Regions from separate parts of the Mus musculus genome. Here all the other regions are linked to region 2. Evidence: chromatin loops called from intact Hi-C (ENCODE). Cell type or tissue: heart. All regions are shown on one strand.

Region 1 (2,500 bases), 340 kb after region 2:
CTGCCAAAATAAGTCATTTCCTTGTATTAAAGTTATTTTCTTGGGCTTTTTGTTACAAGAGATGGAAAGCTGGCAGCATGCGTGTGAAACTCTAGAGAAAGCCTATGAGGCAACAACAGCATTCACATTCCCAAGAACTAAGTCTAATACTCGGCGTGGAGTTCAAGAGTATCTCCCAGTGTTGTAATTTAAAATGTGTAAAGCTGATGTTTCTGTGGCTTGTGCAGCCCATTTAGACTCACTAATAAATGACCAGCCCCTGCTTAGTCATTCCATAATCTTATTAAAGACATCACCATACACTGTCAATTTTGTAATTAAGGATTACATGCTAAAGGAAAGACAGGACACTGCAAATGTTTCCACTAATTAAATCTCAATGGTTTGGGAGAGAAAGTGATGTCGTTTTGTGATTTCCCATCTCTATAAACAGTAGTTTGTGAAAGCAAGAAAACAGCACAATGTAGAATCATGGTTTCTATCAAGCAAACCAGGGGAAAGGTTAAGAAAGGGATTAGTCCAGCAACAAGGGTATATATGCCAGGTGAGAAGCAAAGGACAGTGACAACAGGGGAGGCCAGCTCCTGGTGCCAAGGCCTCTCAGTGAGAACACTGGGTGCTGTCTAAGCGATCGGGTGGCAAACGTCATGCAGAGACTCCAGCAGCCATGCACTGAAGACTGGGGTCCTTTAAGCACAGCTCTGGTGTTCATCTGCTCAAACACACTTAGTACTGCCTGATGATCACCATTTATCAAAGCATTTATCATTTTAAGTTATTTGGATATAATGCAATGCCTGCGGGATAATGGCCGAGCGGCCGCTCTGAGGTCCTTTGGGGAAACGGAAAGAAGAGGAACAAGAGAATCCTCGGGTCTCCTGCAGCAAAGCTGCCGCTGCCTCCTGCTGTACACGCAGCATTACGAAACCCTGTAGGATGGAGCACAGATGATTTCTCCCGTGTATTTCCCAACCACTCTGATCGTGTGCAGGCTAAAGTATTTCAAATCCTCGGCTCTTACATGCTGTATTAGTTACTTTAATCATTGCTGGGATCAAGCACCTAACAACGAGCAACTGGAGGAAGAAACGAAGTTTATTTTGGCTAACAGTACAAAGGGATACAGAGCCACAAGGCAGCAGCCAAGGCAGCGCAGAGGCAGCCGGTCACACCATGTTAGCTGCCAGGAAGTGGACAGCAGACCGGAAGTGAGGCCAGACTACCCAACCGCAGGGCCCACCCCAGTCAATCACTTCCTCTGTGAGGCTCCACTGGCTAAGTCAGGGCCAGCACATGCGGACCAGATGTTCAAACCCAGGAGGTGAGGAGGACGCCCGGCCCTCAAACCACAGCAGCGGTAAACAAGACCACAATTCAAAAGTGAAAACTTTATCTCAGATTGTCCGAAATCCCACCAACAAGGGGTGGACAAGTTACAAGGGCAGGGAAGAGCTCTGAGCGTAGGGAGGCTACCTGTGACTGGAGTTCTGTTTTTCAGTCTGTCCACCTCCATGGTGAAGTCGTCCTTTAAGAAAAGGAAGCCGATGATGGAGAACAGGTAGACCAAGATAAGAGCCAAGACCGCGGTCAGGATGATGGAGCGGCCGTTCCGTGTGACGCTTTTGATGACATTCAGCAGGGTCTCTTCTCTATATACCAAATCAAAAAGCTACAGAAATAATAATAATTAAAAAAATAACCTTCAAACAAATAACATTTTACAATAAACCCAAACAGTTGAGTTAGAACGGTGGTTCTCAACCTTCCTAATGCTGTGACCCTTTAATACAGCTCCTCATGGGTGGTGACCCCAACCATAAAATTATTCAGTTGCTGCTTTATAACTGTAATTTTGCTACTGTTATGAATCGTAATGTAAATATCTGATATGCGGGGGGGGGGGGTCGCAGCCCACCAACCATTGAGCTGGAAAACAAGGCACAGTTTCAGTGTAGACAGCTCTGGTAGCATGTAATGTGCATACATTGGCTTCATAATAGGTGTTACACGCTTTGTTGTGACCCTGCAGAACTGCACACTCGCTCACATTTGAACTTAGAGAATTTATAATCTTAGGCCCATGTAGTTTATGGACAGTTGGCAAATTCATTAAATTTATCATCCATTCAAGGAACTGAAAATGAAACGAAGAGAAATTTTATGAGCCTGTGCCATAGAAAATATCTGAATCTAAAATATTTGGGAAATGCGGACCCTCTTCCTTACTAAAAAGATAAACAAATGAGGATACAAACCCGTGTCCATTTATACCTTTGAAAGCAGAGCCACAAACAAAAAAGTAACAGTTTTGCCAATTCCCTTCCTCTAACCCGTTATTATCTGTCTTTAATGGGAGGCCATCTCTACTCACTAATCAAAACTCAAGCACATGGCTTCTGTCTGCAGCCAGTGTTGAGAACCATTTTATCATATATTGCTACATTAAAAAACTGAAATTACGAATTAGCAAGTGAATGAGATCTAGTTAAAAGAAAAAAAG
Region 2 (2,500 bases):
CTGCCACCATCACAGGACTCTTCATCATCCCATCTGTACTTTGTAAAGGAAGTCTCTTGGGACACAGGGCCATGAGCAAGAGCAGAGGTGACCTTCGTGACCAGCACACATCTGCTATTCCTTACTTCTTGTCTACATGCCGAATTCTCGATGTCCCAGTACCACAGAACAGCAGGCTTCAGGGGTGAGGTCACTGTGGGAAAGCCATCGGCTCCCATAGAACCTGGACTCACAGTGACACAACACCCTGGCCCGGGAAACAGGAGGCTGAGAGGTCCTGACATGCCCTCCATTACTCCCATCTCTTTGCCAGCCATGTATGCTGAAGCTATCGAGCGAGGCCAAAGGTGACGGGGGTGGAGCCCCCTCTGGCCCACTTCTCTCTGCTTGTCATGAGAGTTCATTTGCTGTTCTTTTCACATTGATTGGCACTATATAAGATGGGTAAATTGATTTAATATTTAATTTTTTTTCCTAGATTCGCATTTGAAACTGCCAATATTAAAACGTGGCGAGCAGAGAGAAGTCAGGGCAATTCATACTGTCACTGTCACAATTTCCTTTTCTGTCAGCACTGAGTCCTGTAAACTACATGGCTGACTAGAACTGGAAAAAAAGCTAGGAGGGAGAGAGGGAGAGAGAGAGGGAGAGGGAGAGGGAGAGGGAGAGGGGAGAGGAGGGAGAGAGGGAGAGGGAGAGGGAGGAGAACAGAAAGAAACAGAGAGGAGAGACAGGCAGGCAGGCAGGCAGGCAGAGCGACAGACAGATTTAACAGCCATTCCTCTCAGAAATTGTTGGAAAAGTGTTCTAAGTACTCATTCTGAAAGACTAAGACATTGTAAATGTCTCCATTATTTTTATTACTTCATTTATTTTCCATTCATAAGGTTCCCTGGGTGATTCAAGAACTCAGTGCCTGCAGTAGCTAATAACTATACACTAGGGGGCAGCAGCCACCGCCAGTCTACTGGCCGGTGCTGCGAAGCTAGGTGAACCGATCGGAGCAAAGGCGGGCCTCCATACCCAGGAAGGGAACTGCTTGCAAGAATCATTGATTCTGAAAGAGGATGTTCTTCTTATGCCAAGGACCTAAATGGGTCCTTTACCAGTGAAGAAACAGCAGTGAGCGTGTTTTATAGGCTAATATGTCACTGAGTGTCTCTGAGGCAACGGGACGTCACATTTTGTAGAATCTTCAAATGTAAAATTAGTGTTTCTGTAAGGTCTTGTAGTAATTGGTGGTTTCTTTCTTTTCTTTTTTTTTTTTTTAACCTACTATGAATTTGACCCATGCTGCAGAGGTCACTATAATCAAGTGTGAACACTTTGTAGTAGAGGCTTTGAGGGACACTGCCAGGGTTAGGGTGACAGACACCGACTGGCTGGGAACACTGGAGCGTCAGAGTGTCACATGAGAATGTTTACAAAGGCAGGGCTGTCTGTTACTTCCCTGGTTGCTATGACAAAATGTCTGGCAAGAGCAACTTATGGAAGGCAAGGCGGGTCGAGAGTCTGTCACGGTGGGGTGGGGTGGGCACGGAGCGTATGAGCTACTGTTCGCACTGTATCTGCAGTCAGGAATCTGAGCCAGATGAACGCTGATGCTCAGCACACTTCCTTCTTTTTATCTGGTCTAGGACCCAGAGCACAGCATGGTGCTAACCATGGTTGAGGTGAGTCTACCCCTTAACGCTACCCAGAAACTCCCTTACAGACACACCCAGAAGTCTATCTCCCAGATCCTGTAAAGATGGCAATATTAACCACCACAGGGGGTTACTTACAAAGCTAGGGCAGAGGGCAGCATCACCCAGGGCTCGAGTGTTCCCAAAGACAGCTTGGAATACTGTACTCATGTGATCCAACAAAATACCCAAGTAAGAATTTTATTAAAAGTAGATTTAAAGTTCCATAAGACAGCACAATAAGAAACCACTTCTGACTCCAGACTCCGAGACAACACTTAAGAGAGAGCATCTTTCTACCCGAGTTAGTGGCTCTCAAATAGAGCAGTTCCATAAACCAGGGGACATGCAGAAATTCCCAGAGCTGTCTTTGGTGGTCCCAGAAACTGGAGGCATTATTTCCCTTTAATATGGTGGTGAGATAACTCAGTGGCAAGAAGACAGCATTGCCATTTTTAAAGTGGGCCAAGGACTCTGACAATTTGCAAATCATGTGAGCAGTCTCCAGGTTCATGGGAAAAACAAAAAAAAACAAAAAAAACCAAACAAACAAAAACAACCCCAACAAATTAGACAAACAAGACAGAAGTGACAATAGTGAGTGTGGAGAAAGGGGCTCCTGGCACACACTGGTGAGCATGAAAGCCACACAGACATCCTGGATAACAGCATGGGAATCCCACATGGAGCCAGCATGCCTCTCTGGGGTCTACACCAAAGGTGAACGTCACTGTGTCGAAGGGATAACCACACCCATGCCTACTGCAACACACTTCACAACAGCCATGTGGGATCTCACACACACACACACTTGC
Region 3 (2,500 bases), 510 kb after region 2:
ATCTCCAACATCAGTGCAGATACCAGGGGACGAATACAGGGGCTGGAAACACAGAGTCGCTGACTGTCTTTGACAACTGCCAGGTAGAATGCGACGAGCCCCTTCTAGACAACATCCAAAGGTGACTGATAAAATATTTAAGATGCTTCTTTTCAACAGGAACTCAGAAAACATGAAAGTTCATAAAAATTTCAGGACAGAAATTCACTGGTGTTCACTGGTGCCCCTTAGGAACTTAGGCTATGCTGGCAACCTACATTCTGAGTTCTAATATTAGGGGTAGGCACCTACAGAGAGAGAGGAGATAGGGAGACGGAGGGAGGGAGGAAAGGAAGGAGAGAGAGAGGGGGAGATGGAGAGTTGGGGAGGAGGAGATAGAGAGGGAGAGGGGCCAAGTCTAGTAGCCAAGAAAGATCAAAGTTCTGGCCAGAAACCACAAATCTACAAACATCACACAGTGAGTTAGGGAAGACACAGCCCACTGGACAGACAAAGGTACATAGATAGCTTGGCTTTCACTCTGGCCATGGCCTAAGGGTCTCAAACCCCTGTACACAAAGAAAAGCCCACTCCTGGGATCTAGGACTAGGATTTCCATTAATAAAGAGGCCCCCAAAATCCCAAACCAAAAATCTATATTTAGTGTGACTACAAAATAGAATGTCCTCCAGACTAAATTCAGGCCTCAGAAGAATTCCACACAGAATGTACCTTCGTAATAACAACACCCGCACTAAAAGCCTGAATGAAGATACCTCAGGAGCTTCTGCAGAGACAGCTGAAAACAGGCCTTCCCCAAAAAGGACATGCCCCGCCCCCTCCATCTCCTCAGTGAGGGTGTGGATGGAGGGATACACAACCAGAAGCCATTATCAAGGACTCCAATCTACAGGCTAGAGTGACCACCCGGAAGGCAGGTGTAATGTTAGCTTTGTAGCGCAGGACCCAGCAAAGGTCAGCATATAAACCCTTGTCTCAAGGCCGGCATGCAGATAGAGGTCTCTGAAGGCTCAGACCAACAGCGCCCCCTGGCAACAGGCTGGAGCAGCTACAATTCCCCCAAGCAGGAAAGCACCCTCTTCAACCCACAGAAGGATATCAATGCATGCCGACTCAGAATCGGTCATCTAACAGCTCCGACATCTCGTAACCACAGAGATGTCCTTAGCCGAGTATGTGCTCAGAGAGCTACTCACAAGAGCATCTCTTCTGGTACCACAGACACCGGGCACACATGTGGTACACACCCATACACGTAGGCAAAAGGCACATAAACATTTAAAATATATATATTAAAAAGATAAAAAAAATTAAAAATTAGAAAAGCAACTCCCAACTACCTCACTCTGGAAGCAAATGCGCAGAATCTCAGGTAGACATGAACCTGAACATTTAAAAGCTATAAAGCCTGGTGAAAACCGCCAGGCAAATGTGGGGGGGAAATCGGTTTTCAGTTATGAAAAAGTACCATGGCTGGAGTTAAATTTTCAGCTGGGTGTTATAAACTCCAAATAAGATGTGGGTGAGACAAACAAGTTTGAGTTTAAATAAAGTATAAAGTGTTAACTGTGAGGTCACAGGCTTGAGGAAAAAGAAAATGAAATCTAACATACATATGTACACTGACATCGCACCAACAGAAATACTAGTAAGGCATAATATATACTTAGCTGGCGTTTCAATATTAAGACACAACTGCACGCAGCGAACCTCTTCATAGCCACAGCGGGAGCCAGAGGATAAAGAATAACATCCACTGCTCCCCACCCACCCAGATGACTGGTCTGGCTAGCCAGCTTGCTCAAGCGCTCCCCATCTCTGCCTTCTGATGCTGGAATTACAGCCCCCCCACCCCCATAGGTTCTAAACATCCAAAGTCCTGGCATCCAAACTCCTGTGCGGCAAAGATGTTAACGGCCGAGCCATCTCTACAGCCCATCCTCATTATCTGGTACACCTGAGCAAACAGAACCTCATTCCCTTCCCAAACAGAACTTAGCTTTAACAAAAAAAATAAAAGTAATTAACCAATTAATTAATTAATTGACCTTCTGAAACACCTAATGGAATCAAAATAACAACGGTCACGGTTGTCATGCATGCCAACAGTAACCGGGACGGGAGGTTTGGCAACTCTCACACACTGTTGGAAGAAAAGACTTGATCTGCAGAAAATGACTGGTGTGAGCCAGGACACAGCACATGGGATGCTTGGCTCCTAAGTGCATCCCTGAAGCACCTCTTGAATGGGCTCAAGAGGAAGAAGCTGCCCAAGCTGCCACAGTAATGCTGCTTTTAATAGCAAAGTTCTTAAAATATCAGTCCATGACCAGCTCACTAAAACGCCATGTCTGACAATGCACCAATGCAGATTAGAGCTCTGGTGAATTAATTATTGCCATATTCAACAAGGATGGGAGACAGCAGACCCAGAAGAGCCTGGGGGAGGTATTTCCCCTGTATTTCTTGTGTTTTATTAATACATACTACACATAGGAGA

Evidence for each region. Hi-C counts contacts between places; a loop is a spot of excess contacts. Peaks named below come from ENCODE experiments on the same cell type or tissue, not always from the same donor. Only the 100,000 strongest peaks of a DNase experiment are listed, where the experiment ranks them.
Region 1: a loop joins it to region 2, with 2.8 times the contacts of the local background. A loop is called at or near these places in 11 of 42 quality-filtered maps.
Region 3: a loop joins it to region 2, with 6 times the contacts of the local background. A loop is called at or near these places in 14 of 42 quality-filtered maps.

Annotation. Positions count from the first base shown.
Region 1 is chr6:146,169,751-146,172,250 of GRCm38, forward strand. Itpr2 (inositol 1,4,5-triphosphate receptor 2) reads right to left here. Exons shown (of 57, transcript NM_019923.4): 51 at 1,474-1,669. The region is part of intron 1 of Gm35768 (a long non-coding RNA gene); the gene reads left to right. Among named protein-coding and RNA genes, the nearest start is that of Gm35707, 26 kb to the right of the region's middle. In heart, no CTCF peak of the experiment used is centred here; a DNase peak (open chromatin) is centred at 1,201.
Region 2 is chr6:145,829,344-145,831,843 of GRCm38, forward strand. No RefSeq gene overlaps it. Among named protein-coding and RNA genes, the nearest start is that of Gm38927, 12 kb to the right of the region's middle. In heart, no CTCF peak of the experiment used is centred here; a DNase peak (open chromatin) is centred at 988.
Region 3 is chr6:146,339,003-146,341,502 of GRCm38, forward strand. All of the region lies in intron 26 of Itpr2 (inositol 1,4,5-triphosphate receptor 2), which reads right to left. Among named protein-coding and RNA genes, the nearest start is that of Gm35596, 120 kb to the left of the region's middle. In heart, a CTCF peak has its summit at 1,029; a DNase peak (open chromatin) is centred at 1,049; H3K27ac peaks cover 579 bases.